Linked DNA regions of Homo sapiens: region 2 is linked to region 1. The links are chromatin contacts, found by Hi-C or POLR2A ChIA-PET in ENCODE. All regions are on one chromosome and are shown on one strand. The core of a region is the stretch at or near the end of the contact, and the rest is flanking DNA. Distances in the headings are between cores, read along the strand shown. Region 1 holds the start of CHTOP (chromatin target of PRMT1). Region 2 holds the start of ILF2 (interleukin enhancer binding factor 2).

Region 1 (6,406 bases), core at 2,142-4,641:
AGGCTGATCTCAAACTCCTGACCTCGTGATCCGCCCGCCTCAGCCTGCCAAAGTGCTGGGATTACAGGCATGAGCCACCGCGCCTAAACAAAGGCACTCTTAATGAACAAAGTTGTCAGAGATAGAAACTGCCTTTGAATATCTTTACTTTTCTTAGTCTCCAATCATCACTTTTTCTGACTCCAAGTAGTTACTTTTCAAAGTTACATCAGTTTGATCATTTATGAGCCTGTGAAGAGACTCATTATTTCTGTCAAGGAAGTATAATGGAATGGAAGAGAAGAACACTTAACTGTAGAAGAATCCAAAACAAAACCAAACTAAAAGCAGAATGGAAAGAAAGTGAAATGGAGCAAAGCGAGTGCCTCTTACAAGGCCCAAGAATGACATTCAAGGGCCTTTGGACATATTCATGGCTTGCTACCTGCCTCTTACAGGCCAGACACAACACTGCTGGCCTTGGACTGGGCAGCAAGCCTACTGTAGCCAGGGTACCATGCTACCGTGCTGCACGACCCCAGTATCAACGTAAAAAAATGTGAAAAGGAAGAGTGTTAGGAGTCTTTTAAAATACATCCCACCAAATAAATACTTCAGACAGCTTAACATAAAAGTCTACTGATAAGGGGTTTTGAAACAACCGCCCAATTTGTTTTGTGTACCACATGAGATGCAACTAAGAACAGAGGTCTGTAGCCTTCTGTTGGTATTTAGCTTAAAATTGGCTTTGTGCATTGGACCCCAGGGCCAAGTTAAGTAATGTTTTCTTAGGAAGGAGTTGAAGTTGCTGTTGGCTGCCTCACCGCTCATTTAGAGACATCTTGGTGGTGCTTTTTAGCACAACTTTCGGCGCTGACTGTGCAGCCATCTTCGAATCCCGAGAATCTACAAAGAACAATACGTAAAATGAGCAAATCACAATAGTGACATCATTTCTATAAGTGGCAAGGCCCAAGCCAAAAATAAATAAAAAGGCCTTATCACTGATGACTAAAGAGCACACGAGGGCACATTTCAAGTGCTTAAATTTCTTTTTTTTTTTTTTTTGAGACAGGGTCTCGCTCTGTCACTCAGGCTGGAATGCAGTGGCCACTGCAGCCGTAATCTCCTGGCCTCAAAGGATTTTCCCACCTTGGCCTCCCAGTGTTGGGATCACTGGGACCCAACGCCCAGCAAAAGTTCTTAAGTTTCTATGGCAATTACCTCAGATTATTATAACTTCAAGGTGGCTGGGTATGGTGGTTCACCGCCTGTAACCCTAACACTTTGGGAGGGCAAGGGCACAGGATGGTTTGAAGCCAGGAGTTAGAGACCAGCCTGGGTAACAAAGCGAGACCCAGTCTCTACTAAGAAAAAAAAAAAAAAAAATTAGCGGTGCATGGTGGCCAGCACCTGTTGTCCTAGCTACTCAGGGGAGCTGAGGTGGGAGAATCGCTAGAGCCCAGGGGTTGGAGGCTGCAAAGAGCCGTGATCATGCCACTGCACTCTGGCCTGAGACCCCATCTCTTTAAAACAAACAAATAACCCCAAACAAACAAACAAACTTCAAGGCCCACAAAATACCCGGGAATTTCTCAAAAACGGCAGAAGCCAATCTAGCAATCAAAGTATGGAGTCTGGCTTTTTTTTTTTTTTGAGACAGAGTCTGGCTCTGTCGCCCAGGCTGGAGTGCAGAGGCGTGATCTCAGTTCACTGCAACCTCTGCCTCCCCGTTCAAGCCATTCTCCTGCCTCAGCCTCCTGAGTAGCTGGGACTACAGGCACGTGCCACCATGCCCGGCTAATTTTTTTTTATTTTTAGTAGAGACGGGGTTTCTCCACGTTGGCCAGGGTGGTCTTGAACTCCTGACCTCACCTGATCCACCCACCTGGGCCTCCCAAAGTGCTGGGATTACAGGCGTGAGCCACCGCACCGGGCCGAGTTTGGCTTTTACTCTAGAGCAGTCATTTTCAACCTTGACTACATATGACTTATCCAAGGAGCTTTTAAAACATAGGGCCGGACAGGGCGGGCGCGGTGCTTCACGCCTGTAATCTCAGCACTTTGGGAGGCCAAGGCGGGAGGAATGCTTGAGCCCTGGAGCTCGAGACCAGCCTGGGCAACATGGTAAGACCCCGTTTCTATAAAAATATAAATTAATTAAAAAAATAGAAAATACAGACATCTGGGCCTAGATCAATTAAACCACAATCTCTGGTAATGAGGTTTGGAAATGAACCAATTGTGGGGTCGGGGGAAAGCTACCTAGGTGCTTCTAATGTGCAGCTAAAGTTGAGAACCACTGATCTACAGTGAAAATACAGGCAGGGCCGGGCGCGGTGGCTCACGCCTGTTTTCCCAGCACTTTGGGAGGCCGAGGCGGGCGGATCACCTGAGGTTGGGAGTTCGAGACCAGCTTGACCATCATGGAGAAATGTCTCTACTAAAAATACAAAATTAGCCGGGCGTGGTGGCGCATGGCTGTAATCCCAGCTACTCCGGAGGCTGAGGCAGGAGAATCGCTTGAACCCGGGAGGCGGAAGTTGTAGTGAGCTGAGATCGTGCCATTGCACTCCAGCCTGGGCAACAAGAGCGAAACTCCGTCCCCCCCCAAAAAAAAATATATATATATATGTATGTATATATATACATATATATATGCATGCCTAGTTTCAAAAGTGGCTTTCAACTCCAGAATCAAGTAGGGACTTTAACAAGAAACTGACGATCTGGGGGAGTAGGAAAGGTTTTCTAAATTCACCTGGGAATTAGCTCGCAAAGAGCCCTCCACAAAACTTAACCCTAAAGCCGCCATTAATTTCCAACATTCCTCAAAGTCTTGTACTTCTTAATCTCCCTACCATCCTCAAAGCCCTGTCAAGACTTCCACTTCTGCTCTACCCGCCAAGTTTCCTTTTTATCCTATCAAACCCCAACCTCCATCAATCCCGCCACCAGGTTCCAGTTCAGCCCCTCCCCCGCCCCTTCGCAGGGGCTCCGCCTCCTCCCCGGGGCCTCCACGCTCCAACACCGTAGCTATGTCCACATGCCACCACCCCCTTTCCGCGTCCGCCGGCCCCTTCCGCTCCTCAAGACCGCACCTCCCCCGGCTCCTTCTCACTACCGAAACTCACCGAAGGAAACAGACGCCAGTGCTCCTCCCGGGGCTGCCACCACGGCTCCGGCAGGCGGGCCGGGGACCGGCCGAACCTGAGTTGACGGTGGAGGGGCTCGGGTTAGCTAGATGGGCGGTTGGTTAGATGCGTAAGCGGTAGTATGCGAGCTCAGTTCGTTGTTGCTGGTTGGCTGTCTAGTCGGCCGATCCGTCTGCTCACCCGGCCTGCCCTTTCCTGCCTTTCGTCTGCAGCGGCCGCCAGCTCCTGCTCGGTGTCCAAAACAAAATGGCCGCCACGTCCAGTGCTTGTCTGACCGGCTAAAATGGCGTCTACGCAATTACGTCAGGCGTCAGATCCGCGCACGACTAGAGGGCGGGAAAGATTTGAGCTACGCCTGCGCAGAGGTCAGAGGCGGAGCCTTAGGGCGAAGGCGGGGCTTTCCATGCAGTGCCCCGCCCCTAGGGGCGTGGCCAATGGTCCTGTTGTTGGGGCGTGCCGGGGACTTCACGTTCCAGTAGTGGTTGCGCTGCAACCTCTTGGGGGTAGTTATTAATGTGGGCCTTAGAGGGGATTTGGGTCCCGAATTCCCTCGCCCCTCCGTTCCCTAGCCAAGGTACACCGTCTAAAAATCTTTACGCGGACTTGCCTCGTCTTCTTCCGGACAATTGGGCCTGGGGAATTTGCACTGGTTTTCCCCTCATGGCCACTCGCCCAGTCTGAGAGTTGTGAAGTGCCGTAAATGCTCCAGCCAAGGCCCAGGAGGCCAGTATTAGGAGCAAATTCCTCTCCCATCCTGCACCGGCCAACACCACCGCCCGTCCATGTTTTCCTCCTCACTTCCTCCCCTCCCCAACTTGGCCTAGATACTGTTTACTCCTTCTTGGGGTGGGGCACCTTTGCGTCCTCGATTGCGTTTCCATGTCCTCCCCCCACACCTGCCATCCGTGTTTATTTTGTTGCAGACCTACATAGGGATTTCTCTTTTCTCTCTCTGATTTGTTGTTGTTATTTTGAGACGGGGTCTGGCTCTGTTGTCCAGGCTGGAGTCAGTGGCGCAATGAATCACGGATCACTGCAGCCTTGACCTACTGGGCTCAGGTGATCCTCTCACCTCAGCCTCCCGACTCCTAGGATTATGGGCATAAGCTATGTTTCCTGCTCAATAAGGGATTTTTCTCTCTTTCTTTTTTTTTTCTTTTTGCAGATGGAGTCTCGCTGTGTCACCCAGACTGGAGTGCAGTGGTACCATCTCGGCTCACTGCAACCTCCGCCTCCCAGGTTCAAGCGATTCTCCTGCCTCAGCCTCCTGAGTAGCTGGAATTACAGGCGCGTACCACCATGCCCCGCTAATTTTTGTATTTTTAGTAGAGATGGGGTTTCACCAGGCTGGTCTCCAACTCCTGACCTCAAGTGATCTGCCCGCCTCTGTCTCCCAAAGTGCTGGGACTACAGTCGTGAGCCACTGTGCCCGGCCTCAATAAGGGATTTTTCTAATGACTATGTGCACAATACAGTGTACATATGTTTGAGGAATGAGAGAATGACACATCTGCAACCCTTCCTCTGCTCCACTGGCACGTCAAGACCCTTTCATTTTCCTTCCTGGCACTTGGGCGTGTGCGTGTGTGTATGTGTTTGTGTGTGTCTGTGTGTAAGTAATGGCCCAGCATCCTTACCCATGTGAGGGTAAGGATCGTGGTTATTTTGCTTAATGCTGGAGCCTCAGTTCCTACAGTGTTTACACATAGTACCACTTAAGTAAATGTTCGTTGATTGAAAGAAGATTCTTTCGGCCTAGCGCGGTGGCTCATGCCTGTAATCTCAGCACTTTGGGAGGCCGAGGCGGGGGGATCACGAGGTCAGGAGATCGAGACCATCCTGGCCAACATGGTGAAACCCCGTCTGTACTAAAAATACAAAAAATTAGCCGGGCGTGGTGGCAGGCGCCTGTAGTCCCAGCTGCTCGGGAGGCTGAGGCAGGTGAATCGCTTGAACCTGGGAGGCGGAGGTTGCAGTGAGCCGAGATCGTGCCACTGCCCTCCAGCCTGGGTGACAGAGCCAGACTGTGTCTCCAAAAAAAAAAAAAAAAAAAAAAGATTATTTCTTCCTCTGGTTTTATAGTTGAGAAGCTGATGTCTCCTCGACTTCCAACTGGAACCTTGAACCCCCACATTTCTGGACCTTGAGCATTCCTCAAGTAGGAAGATGTAATGCACCTTGACCTCTTTCTAAATAAGACACTTCCCCAAATAAGGGGAGTTGAGAGTGAACAGTCTTCACGTCTCCACCCACTTCCAGATCCCAGAGGAGACAGACATCGGATGGCTGGTGAGAGAGAAGCCTTTAATGAAAGATGAGTTGCAGGCTTGGACCGCTACTCTTGCGCCCTTGGTGGGGGTGGGGGTGGGGTGGGCAAGGGTGGGGTTATGGAGAGGGATAAGTGGGGTGAGGTGGAAGCAGGGGGAAGAGGCAGGTCTGGGAGGGTGGAGAGGAAGGGCGCTGCCCAATGTGGCTGTCTGCTCAACTGTTCTCCCAGAAGAAATTGTTACAGGCCACTGTGAGAGCAGCCACAAGCACCACATACTCCTGGAAGTCCACCTCCCCGTCTCCATTCTCGTCTAGCTCCTTCATCACCTTGTCCACAGCATCCACATCCTTCTGGGCCTGTGGTGGGAGGAGAGGAAGAGGGAGGTGTATAGGGAAGGGTACAGCACTGAGTCAGAGGCAAGGGGGTGGTTGAGGAGCAGGAGGCAAAGATGAGCGAGAGGAACTGCATTGAATTATGGGACTCTTCTAGGCCTCCTCAAAGGTCTTGAGGGCTTCTGTTGCCTACAGCATAAGCTCTTTCACCTGGCAGAATGAATAATAATGACACCAGTTACCGTATGTTCAGTGCCTATAATAAAGCAAGCACTACACTAGGAGCTTTACAAGCACTGTCTAATTTAATTCTAATACAAATAATGTGAGGTATGTTTCATTATTTCCATTCTAGAGAAGAAACAAATTGGTAATCGGTGGTTAAATAAATATGCCCAAAGTCCCACAGCTAGAAAGTAGCAGGGCTGGAATTTGAACCCAGTCCAATAAAACCTCAAAACCGGTGCACTTTCTACCGTATCCTGAGGCTTCTTTACTTTGGGGCCCTGGTTAGCCTTAGCAGCCTAGTTTTCTACATCCTTCATGCCAGTTGAATGAAACTACTGACATGCTCCACATTCTTCTTTCTCCCATGCTTTTGTTCATTCAGTTACCTCCTCCTAAAATGTCTGCATTTACCCAGATAATCTTCCAATGGAAATCCATGGTTC
Region 2 (5,750 bases), core at 379-2,878, 37 kb before region 1:
CAGTGAGCTGAAATAGCGCCACTGCACTGCAGCCTGGGAGACTCCATCTCAAAAAAAAAAATAAAATTAGCTCGGAGTGGTGTGGCCTGTGCCTTTGAGTAGTCCCAACTACTAGGGAGGCCGAAATGGGAGAGTCTCTTGAGGCCAGGAGGTTGAGGCTGCAGTGAGCTATGATGGTGCACCACTGCACTCCAGCCTGGGCAACAGAGTGAGACCCTGTGTCTAAATAAAATGAAATAATAGAAGAGAGGGTAAGAGACAAAGAGATTACTGGGGGAAAAGTCTAACCCGTCTTTATTTGGAGTTCAGGAACGAGGGAAATAATAGGTAAAACTAATACTTGAAGAGATAATAGCTGATAAATTTAATAAATGGACGACAAACCTGAAGCCATTGATTCAAGAAGCTCAACAAACCTCAAGTAAGATTTTTTTTTTTTTAAACGGAGTCTCCCTCTATCGCCCAGGCTGGGGTGCAGTGGCGCCATCTCAGCTCACTGCAACCTCCGCCTCCCGGATTCAAGAGATTCTCCTGCCTCAGCCTCCTGAGTAACTGGAATTACAGGCGCCCGCCAGCACGCCGGCTAATTTTTGTATTTTTAGTAGAGACGGAGTTTCACCATGTTGGCCAGGCTGATCTCGAACTCCTGACCTCGGGTGATCCACCCGTCTCGGCCTCCCACAGTGCTGGGTGGCCACAAGCCACCGCACTCGGTCCGCTTTTTGTTTGCTTGTTTTTTAAAAATTAATAATATTTATTTTAATCTGGATGGTGGTTACGTGGCCAGAATACGTTTAGACTTAAGATGTTTACGTTCTGCTGTAGTAAATTAAATATCGAAAAAGTACTTATGGAAGGGAGGTAGGTGAGGGATAAAAGTCTACAAGTTGGGTTCAGTGTATACTGCTCGGGTGATGAGTGCACCAAAATCTCACAAATCACCACTAAAGAATTTATGTAACCAAGCTGGGCGCTGTGGCTCACGCCGGTAATCCCAGCACTTTCGGAAGCTGAGGCGGGTGGATCACCTGTTTCCATGGACATGGAAAACCATGTTTTCCACACTAATTCAATCAATATACTCCTCTCCTATCTAAAACCTGTTTCTCCTGCTTCGAGTTTGTAGACGTGCAGTGTTCATAGTTGCCTAAACTCCCTTTTCCCCATCAACTTCAACTGCTAGTGGCAAAAATAGCTGATATTGGTTGCATTTTTGAGGTAGGAAAATTGGCAAGATATTTTCCTTCACTAAAGAAACGTAGATTACGTATGCCGTACAGGGCAATGAAAAAACTCCGATAGCAGAGGATGGTTTCGATCCATCGACCTCTGGGTTATGGGCCCAGCACGCTTCCGCTGCGCCACTCTGCTATCTAGAACTAAAATTTCTCATGATTGTTATAGAACACTACGTAGTCGTTGTCCTGACTTCTTTAGTGCCACCTAATGTCTGATCAAAAATTCGTCATTACTATAGAACCAGTTCTTATTGGCTAGTTCCTGACACAGTAGGCGTTTTTTATTGGTTCATAAGCCCGGTTTGACAAAGTAAGCCAATAGGCATAAGCGATGGGGTAAGGCGGGAGCCAATCGCACCGGGTTTTATTGGGACACGCCGGCAAGACGCCTCTTCAGTTGTCTGCTACTCAGAGGAAGGGGCGGTTGGTGCGGCCTCCATTGTTCGTGTTTTAAGGCGCCATGAGGTAAGTGGGTCGAAGCGGTCGAAAGGTTTCAGGTATTCGACGGAAAACTTTGTGAACGTGGGCCGAAAGAAGTCGGAGTATCAGAAAGGGCCATGTATCCGGGGGCTGGCCAAAAACCTGAGAACTCCTGGTCTAGGATAGTGGGAGAGATGGAGGCCGGTAGAGGCGGGGAAACTTGGGCCCGGGATGGGGTTCGGGCCCAGGAGTGGGGAGGGGGGTTCGACACCTTTGTCTCTGAAGGGTTGCGATGAGGGGGTGTCCTCAAGCCCCTGGAGGAGCTCCCCACCTTTCCCCCGCCCCCGTCATCCGGGCTGAGAATGCTGGAGCGAGCCGCATTCATCCTCAGTGCGAAGGCCTTGACATTAGGACACGCCCGATAAATGTGTACCTTAGTGAAGAAATGAGCAATCTTTAGCCTCCGAAGTATTAGGATTCGTGTGGCCCAGGATTATGGGTTATTAAGTGTAGGGCTCACTGAGCCCCATCATTACTTGATGGGGGTTGGATTAACTTAGAGGAGGTTATGGGGGTGTAACTGGGCACCATTTGGAATGGGGACAAGTGTAAGTGTGAGTGGGGTCTCTTGCCTACCGTTGGGAGGTTCCGAGGGATGAAAGTAGCCAACCTAAGATGATATGGCCGGTGGGTATTCCTTCAATGAGGTCAAAATAAAATCTGCATTTCTAGGGGTGACAGAGGCCGTGGTCGTGGTGGGCGCTTTGGTTCCAGAGGAGGCCCAGGAGGAGGGTGAGTACCAGCTTTTAGCATCTCTGCACTTGGTTGTTAGTTTCTGCTTGTCATCTAAATAGGAGTTTTAGAGTAGACTAATGTCACTTGGTTTTGCGAGAGCCAACTGTGGTCTTTTCCTGCACTCCTGTTAAATGAATTTGGCCCCACTATGCTAAGAATGATTCTTTCCCTCCCCGGAGACTTTGTCACTCATTCTGAGGACTGACATGTTTTCAAAATTGTTGGCGTGTTATTTACATCTCGCTTGATTCCTACCTAGGGAATAATTTGGCTGTTTTTCATGTTTTAGGTTCAGGCCCTTTGTACCACATATCCCATTTGACTTCTATTTGGTGAGTACCTTGGGTTAATGATACACATTTTCTGGTCACTGTTGAAATGGAGCCCAGTATCTCCCAGTTAATGAAGTTAGATGGTGGTTGAAGAGGGCAGACACAGTGCCTCACGCCTGTAATCTCAGCACTTTGGGAGGCCGAGGCAGATGGATTACCTGAAGGTCAGGAGTTTGAGACTAGCCTGGCCAATATGGTGAAACCCCGTCTCTACTAAAAATAAAAAAGTTGGCTGGGCATGTGTCTAATCCCAGCTACTTGGGAGGCTGAAGCAGGAGAATTGCTTGAACCCGGGACGCGGAGGTTGCAGTGAACCAAGATGGCACCACTACAAAAAAAAAAAGATGGTTGAAATAGGGAGGGAAAGTGATTTGTGAAAAGATTTGGGGTTTTGAGTCAACTGTGTGTTGCTTTACATACAGAAACAGTGTAAGCATGGTGGGGAGAATAATTCCTTGGCTACTGTTGGCATTAAACATGATTATAATCTTTGTTCTGAACAAGTAATTGTATTTATGGTATATCTGTTACTATAAAGATAGTGATAGCTTAAATTATGGCTATTCCAGCTTTTATCCTTGTTTGAACTTTTTATTTTTTTTGAGACAGTCTCACTCTGTCACCCAGGCTGGAGTGCAGTGGTGCAATCTTGGCTCACTGCACTGAACCTGGGAGGCAGAGGAATCAGGACCTCTGCCTCCAGGGTTCAAACGATTCTCCTGCCTCAGCCTCCTGAGTAGTTGGGATTACAGGCACCTGCCACCATGCCCAGCTAATTTTTGTATGTCTGTTTAGTAGAGACGGGGTTTCACCATGTTGCCCAGGCTGATCTTGAACTCCTGACCTCAAGTGATCTGCCCACCTCAGCCTCCCACGGTGCTGGGATTACAGGTGTGCGTGACCCACTGTGCCTGGCCTTTGAATAAATTTTTTTTTTTGAGGCAGGGTCTCACTCTGTTGCCCAGGCTGGAGTTGCAATGGCGCGATCTTGGCTCACTGCAACCTCGCTTCCTGTGTTCAAGGGATTCTCTCACCTCAGCCTCCCAAGTAGCTGGGATTACAGGTGTGAGCCACCACGCCCAGCTATCACCTCAGCCTCCCAAGTAGCTGGGATTACAGGTGTGAGCCACCACGCCCAGCTAATTGAACAAATTAAGCAGTAAAAACAAGTGTAGAATTTTCTGTTTTTAACCTTTTTCTGTCGTAGTAATAGAAAAAACAATCTCTCCTGTATATTATCTTCGGCAAATAGAATGTAGTTGTTTACTTCTGGTTTAGTGTGAAATGGCCTTTCCCCGGGTCAAGCCAGCACCTGATGAAACTTCCTTCAGTGAGGCCTTGCTGAAGAGGAATCAGGACCTGGCTCCCAATTCTGCTGAACAGGTATGTTCTTTTGGCTGTCTTCCAGAAATGTCTCTAAAGCAGTTAAAAGTATTGGTAAAGAGTAACTGTTGGTAAGGTTAAGAATGGTGTTAACAGAGCCTGAAATCCACAAAGGGTTTAATTGTTCTCCTTATTTCTCATTGTGGGTGGAGATAGCCAGGTGGATATATAAACAAATTACATATGCATTCTTATTTTTACTGGGGACAAAGAGTTGTTCTCTTCCCATATATTCAAGGCCAGAATGAAGTGTTTTTAAAGCCCTATGTCAGTATTGAGTCAGCTTGTATGGAAGGGATTAGGAGAAAATATTCAAATTCTGAGAAATTGCTTATAATTTTTCATTTTCAAGTATTGTTTCATACTGTTTTTCAGGCATCTATCCTTTCTCTGGTGACAAAAATAAACAATGTGATTGATAATCTGATTGTGGCTCCAGGGACATTTGAAGTGGTGAGTTTTTGATGATTTAGTTTTAGGAAAGGGCAGCTTTGGTAGTGTGGAAATTGCCTTGGCTCTTGACTTTTAATTTTCAGTTGTCTATTATCCAAAGCCAAGCCTAAAATGAGAAAGTACAGTGGAATTTCTTTGTAGTACTGATCTTGGGGACAAGACTTGTATCATTGTTATGCTAGCTGTGATGTATCAGGCTTTCATGTGGTGGTTTTGGGGGTGATTTCACCTCTGCTACTTCTTAATTTGGGTAACAGGTAGCTGTGTTGTAACAGTTCTGGGAGGACCTAGGCACCTTTTTTTCTTCTAAATTGTTTTTCCCCGAAATCCTTTTTCCAACAGCAAATTGAAGAAGTTCGACAGGTGGGATCCTATAAAAAGGGGACAATGACTACAGGACACAATGTGGCTGACCTGGTGGTGATACTCAAGATTCTGCCAACGTGTGAGTGTGCCTGTTTCTGGTCATGGGAACAGAACATAGCACTTGGATTAGGGGTTTAGGTATCTTTTTTTGTTTTGAGACAAATTCTCCCTCCGTTGGCCAGGCTGGAGTGCAGTGGTACCATTGTAGCTCACTGCAGCCTTGACCTCCACTACAGCAAGTGATCTTCCCGCCTTAGCCTCCCGAGTAGCTGGGACTACAGATGTGTGCTACCACACCCAGCTAATTTTTGTATTTTTTGTAGATACAGGGTTTCACCGTGTTGCTCGGGCTGGTCTCAAACTCCTGAGCTCAAGCAATCTGCCCACCTCAGCCTCCCAAAGTGCTGGGATTACAGGCGTGAGCCACTGTGCCCAGCCCTTACGGATCTTGAAAGCTCAAATTTCTTGTGAGAAAGGATGTTTGTAAGACAAATGTTTCTAGTTTTTGTTTTTGAGACGGATCTCACTCTGTTGCCCTGGCTGGAGTGTAATGGCGTGATCTCGGTTCACTGCAACCTCCACCTCCTGGGTTCTAGCTGTTTTCCTGCCTTGGCCTCCCAAGTAGCTGGGATTACAGGCAAGTGCCACCATGCCAGGCTAATTTTTCTATTTTTAGTAGAGACGGGGTTTCACCATGTTAGCTAGTCTGGTCTCAAACTCCTGACCTCAGGTGATCCGCCCGCCTTGGCCTCCCAAAGTGTTG

Evidence for each region. Hi-C counts contacts between places; a loop is a spot of excess contacts on that map. ChIA-PET counts read pairs that join two places held with the same protein, here RNA polymerase II (POLR2A). Pooled maps may share reads with other maps.
Region 2: a map of B cell shows a loop between it and region 1 (12-fold over the local background). The contact joins the promoter of ILF2 here to the promoter of CHTOP in region 1. A Hi-C loop is called at or near these places in 37 of 168 maps with a recorded cell type or tissue (B cell, CD14-positive monocyte, CD4-positive, alpha-beta T cell and 25 more), 30 of 37 single-sample maps with no recorded cell type and 35 of 50 pooled maps. POLR2A ChIA-PET finds 5 or more read pairs at or near these places in 43 of 52 experiments (A549, A673, AG04449 and 33 more).

The regions. Positions count from the first base shown.
Region 1 is chr1:153,631,051-153,637,456 of GRCh38, reverse strand. It overlaps CHTOP (chromatin target of PRMT1), which reads right to left and starts at 3,391. Exons shown (of 6, transcript NM_015607.4): 1 at 3,114-3,391; 2 at 804-885. The coding sequence starts at 868. S100A1 (S100 calcium binding protein A1) reads right to left here. Exons shown (of 3, transcript NM_006271.2): 3 at 5,418-5,759. The coding sequence ends at 5,616. It also overlaps a transcript of S100A13 not described here. RefSeq lists a silencer at 2,888-2,967 and an enhancer at 3,308-3,417.
Region 2 is chr1:153,666,871-153,672,620 of GRCh38, reverse strand. It overlaps ILF2 (interleukin enhancer binding factor 2), which reads left to right and starts at 1,628. Exons shown (of 14, transcript NM_004515.4): 1 at 1,628-1,703; 2 at 2,391-2,450; 3 at 2,743-2,785; 4 at 4,064-4,168; 5 at 4,544-4,621; 6 at 4,964-5,066. The coding sequence starts at 1,699. It overlaps TRX-CAT1-1 (tRNA-iMet (anticodon CAT) 1-1), which reads right to left and starts at 1,371; the gene lies at 1,300-1,371. RefSeq lists enhancers at 359-408, 419-498, 1,049-1,188 and a silencer at 1,229-1,608.